2 separate regions of the Homo sapiens genome follow, and region 1 is linked to region 2. A link is a loop called in an ENCODE intact Hi-C map of the cell type or tissue named here. Cell type or tissue: Caco-2. All regions are shown on one strand.

What was found. Hi-C counts contacts between places; a loop is a spot of excess contacts. Peaks named below come from ENCODE experiments on the same cell type or tissue, not always from the same donor. Only the 100,000 strongest peaks of a DNase experiment are listed, where the experiment ranks them.
Region 1: a loop joins it to region 2, with 16 times the contacts of the local background. A loop is called at or near these places in 25 of 110 quality-filtered maps.

What each region holds. Positions count from the first base shown.
Region 1 is chr14:39,415,256-39,420,255 of GRCh38, forward strand. All of the region lies in intron 1 of FBXO33 (F-box protein 33), which reads right to left. Among named protein-coding and RNA genes, the nearest start is that of FBXO33, 15 kb to the right of the region's middle. In Caco-2, no CTCF peak of the experiment used is centred here; a DNase peak (open chromatin) is centred at 1,926.
Region 2 is chr14:39,105,028-39,110,027 of GRCh38, forward strand. LOC105370459 (a long non-coding RNA gene) reads right to left here. Exons shown (of 2, transcript XR_943771.3): 2 at 4,796-5,000. It also overlaps the pseudogene PPIAP4. Among named protein-coding and RNA genes, the nearest start is that of SEC23A, 4.3 kb to the left of the region's middle. In Caco-2, no CTCF peak of the experiment used is centred here; no DNase peak of the experiment used is centred here.

The sequences.
Region 1 (5,000 bases), 310 kb after region 2:
CACTGCACTCCACCCCGGGTGTCAGAGCAAGACACTGTTTCTAGAAAATGACGACGACAACAACAAGAACAACAAAGATATAACAAGAAACACAATGTGAGCACATGATATTGGACAAATGGTGCCAATATAGTTGCTTGATGCAGGGTTGCCACAAACTTAATTTGTAAAAAAAACATAATATCTGTGAAGTGCAATAAAATGAATCATAACAAAACAAGGTATGCCTGTATGTGTTTTTGCTGTATGATTACCATGTGGTATATATAATAGTGCATTTTAAGATAATAATATAATTGTATGCAAAAACTGTACACATTTGCTCCTGCATACGTTGCTACTGATGTTCTAATTTATGTATTTTAATATTACATATCCACCAATTAATTATTGGAGTTATTCTTCATGCTGTTGGCTTTTTCTTTTTTTGAGACAGAGTCTTGCTCTGTTGCCCAGGCTGGAGTGCAGTGGTGTGATCTCGGCTCACTGCAACCTCTGCCTCCTAGGTTCAAGTGATTCTCCTGCCTCAGCCTCCCAAGTAGCTCGGTTTACAGGTACCCCCTACCATGCTCGACTAGTTTTTGTATTTTTAGTAGAGACAAGGTTTCACCATGTTGGTCACACTGGTCTTGAACTCCTGACCTCAGGTGATCCACCTGCCTTGGCCTCCCAAAGTGCTGGAATTACAGGTGTGAGCCATGGTGTCCGGCCTAATACCATTGGCTTTTAACATTTATATCAGAGTTACAGTGATTTATTAACCAGTAGTACAATACAATATTATTCTCTATTTGTTTATATATTCACTAGTGAGTTTTTTACTGTCATATGCTTTGTGTTATTTATTGTTCCTTTGTTTCATGTTGAAGAACTCCCATTAGCATTTCTTGTAAGGCAGTTCTAGAAATGATTAAACTCCTTTAGCTTCTGTTTATCTGGTAAAATCTTTCACTCCATTTCTGAGGGATAGCTTTGCTGGGTACACTATTCTTGGTTGACAGTTTTTTTTTTCTTTTCTTTCAGCGCTTATCTCACTTACCTTTATGTCTTTGATTTTTGACAATTTGATTATAATATGTGTTGGTGTAGACCATTTTGGGTTCATCCTGTTTGGCACTCTTTGACCTTCATGAATCTGAATATCCATTTCCCTCACCAGATTTGGGAAATTTTCACTCATTATTTCTTGAAACAGCTTTCTGCTCCTTTTCTACTTCTGGGTTGTCCATTCCTTATCTTTGCTTGATTGAATTCCACAGCTTCACTCCTTTTCATTCTTTTTATTTTGCTCTGCTAATTTGATAATTTCAAAAATGACCTGTTTTCGATTCTTTCTTCTGCTTGATCGATTGTCAGCTGCTTATTGAACTCCTGTAGTCAATTTTTCGGTTCAGTTACTGTATTCTTCAGCACCAGTATTTGTTTCTTTTTTATTGTTTCCCTTTGTTAATATCCTTACTTTGCTCATATATTCTTTTCCTGATTTCATTTAGTTTTCTACCAGTGTTTTCATGTAACTCAGTGAGCTTCTTTAAGAGGATTAATTTAAATTCTTTGTAGGTAATTAATACATCCACTTTTTTTTAAATTGGTTACTAAAGAATTATTTTCTTCCTTAGATTCTGTCATGTTTTCTTGATTTTCCATGTTCCTTGTATGGCTGCATTGTTGTCTGTGCCTTTGAAGAAACAGTACTTTTTCCAGTCTCACAGAGTACTGTTTGCTGTAGAGGGTACCCACTCATTTCCCTTTATTCCTAGTTGTCACAGGCATCCAGGCTCCACCAGTCCTTTAGTAGGTGGCATGAATTGAGATGGAAACGAGCCCTTTGGGTACCACACTGAAAGGTTAGAGACAAGGCTCACTTCATTTCCCTCCTAAAGGGAAAGGTTCCAAGCCTTTTCCCAATCTTGCAGAACAGTGCCATCTGTAGGAGGCCACTCACCCTTCTTTTGTTCTCAGTTGTTTCAGGCATCTGGGCTCTATCAGTTTTTCAGCACTGGATATGAGGTGAGACAGAAATTGGCAGGGGTGCACTGAAATGCCAGGAGGCCAGATGGCCAAGTGCAAGCTCCATTCTTTCCTTTCCCAATGTGGGAGAAGTCATGGGTGATTCTCTTTGCTCTGAACTAAGCTAGTTTGCGGGAGAAGCTGATGTGGGCAAAGTGAATTTGCTCTCCTTACCTATCATGGTTTCTCAGTTATGTATGTGGCTGGGTGCTACAACTTATTAACTGGATTCTGCATTTCTTATAAAGGTATTTTAGTACAAGTATTGTTATTTTTTTTTTTTGAAACAGAGTCTTGCTCTGTTGCCCAGGCTGGAGTGCAATGGCACGATCTTGGCTCACTGCAACCTCCACCTCCTGGGTTCAAGCAATTCTCCTGCCTCAGCCTCCCAAGTAGCTGGGACCACAGGCATGCACCACCATGCCCAGCTAATTTTTGTACTTTTAGTAGGGATGGGGTTTCACCATGTTGGCCAGGCTGGTCTTGAACTCCTGACCTCATGATCCACTCGCCTCGGCCTCCCAAAGTGCTGGGATTACAGGCGTGAGCCACCACGCCTGGCCCAAGTATTGTTATCTTGATGTTTCTATGGGAGAGCAAAGGCTAGGACTTCCTACTCTGTCATCGTGCCCTCATGACAGGATTTTTGAGTATGTGAAAAAATACATGATATAATCAATGGAAAAAGGTATAAAACCATACACAGACTGTTATCCCAATTTTGTAGAAGGATGCATCACATTTTACCCAGTGATCATATCTGGTGGACTTTTTTTTTGTAATTTTCAAATTTTCTATTATTATTATTATTTTTTTGAGATGGAGTCTTGCTCTGTCACCCAGGCTGGAATGCAGTGGCGCGATCTCTGCTCACTGCAAGCTCCGCCTCCCGGGTTCACGTCATTCTCCTGCCTCAGCCTCCCGAGTAGCTGGGACTACAGGTGCCTGCCACCACACCCGGCTAATTTTTTGTGTTTTTAGTAGAGATGGGGTTTCAACGTGTTAGCCAGGATGGTCTCGATCTCCTGACCTCGTGATCCGCCTGCCTCAGCCTCCCAAAGTGCTGGGATTACAGGCCGGAGCCACTGTGCCCAGCCTCAAATTTTCTATTATTACAAGCACATATTACTTAAGAACTCAGAAAAACATGTCAAATTTGCTTTACATAGCCTTTAAGTTCATAAGAACTTAATTTACTTCAAAATCGTTAAAAAAATTAACAAACTGCAGCTGGGCGCAGTGGCTCAGGCCTGTAATCCCAACACTTTGGGAGGCTGAGGCAGGTGGATCATGAGGTCAGGAGATTGAGACCATCCTGGCTAACAAGGTGAAACCCCGTCTCTACTAAAAATACAAAAAATTAGCCAGGCGTGGTGGCGGGTCCCTGTAGTCCCAGCTACTCGGGAGGCTGAGGCAGGAGAATGACGTGAACCCGGAAGGCAGAGGTTGCAGTGAGCCGAGATCGCGCCACTGCACTCCAGCCTGGGTGACAAAGCGAGACTCCGTCTCAAAAAAAAAAAAAAACAAAAAAAAAACAAACTGCATCACAGTAAAACTTAACAAGTTAATGTAAAGATACTCTCTGGAATAGTTCCAGCTATATAATAATTTAAAATGTTCTACCAATGTTAGAAATATGCCATTCAAAGGGAACTGAACAAAAATTCTAATTGCAGCAACAAAATGGTAATAATCCCTTTACAGTATGGTTCACAATACATGCACAAACTTTCCCTATATATGTAATGAGAGATATACTTTTAAAGCCAGAAGATTTGTGGGATTATCGAATTCATTCCTCTCCTGTTGTAGATGAAGAAATTGAAGTGACCTGTTTCAGACTACAACACTAAAGTACAGCAAGGTAGAGAATCGAGGTTTTAACTTCCACTAAGTGATATTTCTTGTAATTAACCCAGGTGTTTGAATACAATGCTTTCATTCAAGTGATAGGAAAAATTATAACTCACGTATTTCAGAGCAGTATAGGATGAACATTTGCAAAAAACGCTTTTAGGTACTTATTTTTCAATTCAAAATGAAAATGTATTAAGTGATATGGAAAACAGTAACTTTAAAAGTTAGAAAACCATAAAAAAAATGACAACTCAAGGGCAGCTTTCAAATACATGGTGTTGAAATTAGATTATAGACCACATGGTAAAGCCAAGGAAACTGCATATAGCCTCTAGGTGGCTCATTATTGTTTCAGATAGTAAAGAGACTGAGAAGAACATCTAGGCAGCAACACTGGAACAGAACCTACTGGGCTGTGGTAATAAACAGATGTCTCATTTTGAGGCCAGGAGACTACACCAGTAATAAATAAGGGAATTGTGCTACATAATCCTTTTAATTAAGGTGAACTCAGTAACCTGAGTTTATTTACTCATTCATTTATTTATTGTTGAATAGCAAGTGAACTAAAGAAATCAATAGGGTTATTTCCCGCAGAATGTCCACAAATAACACTTGCTTAAAAGACATGTAACAAAAAATACTGGAAAAATATTACAGTTGGCTAGAAAGTTTCTTCTTTCATCTTAATTCTTCAAATTAATGTACTTTGATTCCTTTGGTAATACTGATAGGATATAAGCTATTTACTAGTCCCTATGTAAATCCTAAAATGTGTTGTGAAATATCACAAAGTCATAAACAGTGCTTGATAATCTTTCTAAAGCATGCAAAAGGCCATATACTATCATCAAAAGAGAATGAATTTCTTCTACTTAATTTTGTCCTTAACAGTATTTTTAAAAGTAATGAGTTCCAGATCTCGAGCTAAAGCACATCCTTAAGCACTTACAACTTAGAAACAGCCTACAGACTGCTCTCCTACTTTTTGCTTATTTAATTACTAAAATATGTATATTGTGTGCCAATGACATGAAAAGTTATGGTGGTTAAGTTCTAAATATCTGTGGGCTTATTAGATTCTTGGAGTAGAAATAAAGGTTTTAAAAATAAACTTGGTTTTAAAAATCAGA
Region 2 (5,000 bases):
ACCTCCCTATACCATCACCTTAGCAGTTAAGATTTCAACCTATGAGTTTGGTAGGACACAAATATTCAGACCATAGCAACATTGATGAGAAGATCCACAGAAATCCTGGAATCCAGCGAGGAATAAATCAAAGCATAGTACCTTTGGTAGATTCATTCATTTCATGGTTCCCAGAAAGGCATCTTTACCATCCAGCTCAATGAAGTCTTTTCAAAAACTCATCATTCCTGGCCAGGCACAGTGGCTCACGCCGGTAATCCCAGCACTTTGGGAGGCCGAGGTGGGCAGATCACGAGGTCAGGAGATCAAGACCATCCTGGCTAACATGGTGAAACCCTGTCTCTACTAAAAATACAAAAAATTAGCCAGACATAGTTGCGGGCGCCTGTAGAGCCAGCTACTCGGGAGGCTGAGGCAGGAGAAATGCGTGAACCCAGGAGGTGGAGCCTGCAGTGAGCAGAGATCGCCCCACTGCACTCCAGCCTGGGCGACAGACCGAGATTCCATCTCAAAAAAAAAACAAAAAAAAATTCATCATTCCTTTGTTTTCAGTTGATCAAAGGTTTTAATTCCCTATTACAATGAAATAGATGTTAGGATGCATAACAAACTCAGTTGCATCTGTCTTTATGTGCTTTAAGATGAATGACTTTAAGTCCAGGCGCAGCGGTTCACACCTGTAATCCCAGCACTTTGGGAGGCTGAGGCAGGTGGATCACAAGGTTAGGAGTTCAAGACCAGCCTGGCCAAGATGTTGACACCCCATTTCTACTAAAAATACAAAAATTAGCCAGGCGCAGTGGCAGGCGCCTGTAATCCCAGCTACTCAGGAGGCTGAGGCAGGAGAATCACTTGAATCCAGGAGGCAAAGGTTGCAGTGAGCCGAGATCACGCCACTGCACTCCAGCCTGGGCAACCGAGCGAGACTCCGTTTCAAAAAAAAAAAAAATGATGAATGGCTTTAATCCTTGGATATACTATCAGGATCAGGATCTACTGGACCCAACTTTAGCCTTTCAGGGTTGTTTTTTTGTTTTTGGGCTCTACTCTTAAGGATTGATATTTCATGATTTTTTGTTCCTTCGTAGAAGTCTTCCAAACAACAAAGAGAAAATTTATTTTCTAAAAAAATAGATGTGGTGACTCACACCTGTAATCCTAGCAGTTTGGGAAGCTGAAGGGGGAGGATCCCTTGAGCCCAGGAGTTCAAGACCACCCTGGAAAATATGGTGAAACCCCATCTGTACCAAAAATATAGAAAAATTAGCAGAGCGTGGTAGTGTGTGACTTTAATCCCAGCTACTCAGGAGGCTGAGGTGGGAGAGTAACCTCAACCCAGGGAGGTCAAGGCAGCAGTGAGCCGTGATGGTGCCATTACATGACTGTGCCACTGCCTGGGCGATAGAGTGAGATTCTGTCTCAAAAATAAAATACATAAAATTAAAAAATAGAATAAAACTCATTCTATTTACAATTCCCATATAGATCCATTGGACCCTTATACATCTAGGACACATAGTGGGATTTACTAATTTTTTTTTTTGTATGTTGAAACGTTCTGCTACTTCATCATCCATAGAATTATTTCATCCTTACTGATCAATTATTCCAAGCTATGCTTTAAAAAAGATGAAAGTCAGGCTGGCGCAGTGGCTCACGCCTATAATTCCAGGGATGTCACCGTGTTGGCCAGGCTAGTCTTGAATTCCTGGCCTCAAGTGATCCGACCACCTCAGCCTCCCAAAGTGCTGGGATTACAAGCGTGAGCCACCGCACCTGGCCCTTTTTTTCTTTTTTTTTTTTTAGACGGAGTCTTGCTCTGTCCCCCAGGCTGGAGTGCAGTGGCACGATCTCGGCTCGCTGCAAGCTCCGCCTCCCGGGTTCACGCCATTCTCCTGCCTCAGCCTCCCGAGTAGCTGGGACTACAGGCGCCCGCCACCACGCTTGGCTAATTTTTTTGTATTTTTAGTACAGGCGGGGTTTCACCGAGTTAGCCAGGATGGTCTCCATCTCCTGACCTCGTGATCCGCCCTCCTCGGCCTCCCAAAGTGCTGGGATTGCAGGCGTGGGCTTTTTTTGCTTTTTTAAATAGGGATGGGGTCTTGCTATGCTGCCTAGGTTGGAATTGAACTCCTGGACTCAAGGGATCCTCCCACCTTGGCCTTTCAAAGTGTTGGGATTATAGGTATGAACTACCACACCTATAATTTTTTCCAGTATGCTGGTTACGAGGTTTCAACCTGAGGAAGAGTAGAAAGGGAATGGAATTTTTTTTAACTCCTGTGAAAGGAAGGTCAGAACATCTAAGAGATTGTAAAAAATATAAAATCTCATATAAGCTCCCTTCAAAAGAAAGTCTTTTAAAAGCAAATACTCCTAAGTTCACTATTTCCTCAAACTGGCATTTCTTAAAATGCCAGAGACTAAAAAGAGAGGGAAAGATTATGTGGTCGAATAAAGACATGTATAGCCAAGAACATTTCTTAAAGATATTTGACCTTGCAACTTTTTTCCCAGGGATTATCTTGAGTCAAGTATTCTAAACACCCTATGAAAGACTTTGCCTTCCACCATTAAATATTAGTTAATACGTAACAGCCAGTAATCTTCCTACTTCAGAACCCACAGGTATTTCTAAACTGAGGTTCCAGTACTACAGTCAGTGAAGTATAATGTCAATTTCTTGGAACTGTAGATGTTAACCACCAGATGGAGCTTTCACCTCTACTTTTCCTTTTTAGGTTTACTCTGTTTTCTAGTATTGATGAAGCACTTGTAGTTTTTTCTAACATGGATTCTCTTCCATTTGTTCAGATAGTGACAGGTTAAGGCACTGGCCAACTATTTTTGGAGTAGTCACTTGAAAAAGCAATATTCAGATTCTTATAATTTTGAATTTTCAGCACCAGTAGTGTGTTAAAGTTATATTCACGGAATAACATCTGTCTGATCCTCTATTCTGCACTCATAATGACTACAATTGTATTAAATATAATAAGGCTAATTAATAAGTCACATGGAAATTACAGAATAGTAAACTCAAGCCTTTGTGATCATTTAGTCTAATCCCCATACATGACAAATGAATGTGAGGACAAGAGAAGTGGCACACTTAACAACACCCTAGGCCAGGGTGCTGATGCTCATTTAAAACCTACAACACTGGCTTTGCAGACACCACTGCCGGAGCCCTGTACTATCAACCATGGTGAACCCCACCGTGTTCTTCAACATCGTGGTTGACGGCGAGCCCTTGGGCCGTGTCTCCTTCAAGCAGTTTGCAGAAAAGTTTCCAAAGACAGCAGAAAACTCATGCTCTGACCACTGGAGAGAAAGGATTGGATTATAAGTGTTCCCTTCTTTCACAGAATTATTCCAGGGTTTATGTGTCAGGGTGGTGACTTCACATGCCATAATGGCACTGGTGGCAAGTCCATCTACGGGGAGAAATTTAATAATGAGAACTTCATCCTAAAGCATACAGGTCCTGGCATCTTGTCCATGGCAAATGCTGGACCCATCACAAACAGTTCCCAGTTTTTCATCTGCACTGCCAAGACTGAGTGGTTGGATGGCAGGCCATGTGGTCTTTGGCAAGTTGAAAGAAGGCATGAATATTGTGGAGGCCATGGAGTGCTTTGGGTCCAGTGGCAAGACCAAGACCACCATTGCTGACTGTGGATAACTCTAATAAGTTTGACTTGTGTTTTTATCTTAACCACCAGACCATTCTGTCTGTAGCTCAATAGAGCACGCCTTCACCCCATTTTTTCGCAGTATCCTATAATCTTTGTGCTCTCACTGCAGTTTCCTTTGGGTTCCATGTTTTCCTTGTTTCCGTCCATGCCTAGCTGGATTGCAGAGTTAAGTTTATAATTATGAAATAAAAACTAAATAACAAATAAAACCTACAACACTGAGTTTTCATTTCATGCCTGTCTTTTCCTCTTTAAATGCTGACAAGACTAGATTTTCTAACTCTTGTTCAAATAGCAATTGTTTATTTTATATTTTATATATATTTTTGAGACAGGGTCTCACTGTGTCACCTAGCCTGGAGTACAGTGGCAGGATCACAGCTTATTGCAGCCTCGACCTCCTGGGCTCAGGTGATCTTTCCACCTAAGCCTCCTGGGCAGCTGGGACTTACAGGTGTGTGCCAGGATGCCCAGCTAATTTTTGTATTTTTTGTATAGATGGGGTTTAACCAGGCTGGTCTCAAATTCCTGGGCTCAAGTGATCCTCCTACCTCGATCTCCCAAAGTGCTGGGATTACAGCCATGACCCACCACGCTCGGCCCAAATAGCAATCTTCTCTATTCCACAGAGTGCCCCAACAGTGATATACTCCAATATCTCTTCATTCTGTCACTCTGACCAATCCCAGAATTTAAGAGTTAATTTTATAAAACTAAACAAATGAGGGGCCTGGCCCAGTGGCTTACATCTGTAATCCCAGCACTTTGGGAGGCCGAGGCAGGCGGATCATGAGGTCAGGAGATCGAGACCATCCTGGCTAACACAGTGAAACCCCGTCTCTACTAAAAATACAAAAATTAGCCGGGCATGGTGACATGCGCCTGTAATCCCAGCTACTCCGGAGGCTGAGGAAGGAGAACGGCGTGAACCCGGAGGCGGAGCTTGCAGTGAGCCGAGATCGCGTCACTGCACTCCAGCCTGGGCAAAAGAACGAGACTCGTCTCAAAAAAAAACCTAAACAAATGAAATTTGTTGATTTGCCCTTAAACCATTTACAGTGGCCCAAAGAAAACATGAATATCTACTGGCATATTTATTTTTCTTTTTATCTTTTATTTATTTGATTTGTAAAGAACATGAGTAATTTAAAAGCCATATAACAAAGGAGGGAAATCCCACTCTAAAACGGAACAGATTTGCATTTTTACTTCAAAAGAGGAGTAAAGTTTTTGTTTCATGTTCCATAATTAAACTAGACCTTGTCTTGATTTTCTGACATCAAGTCAGCATTCTCTCTTAGT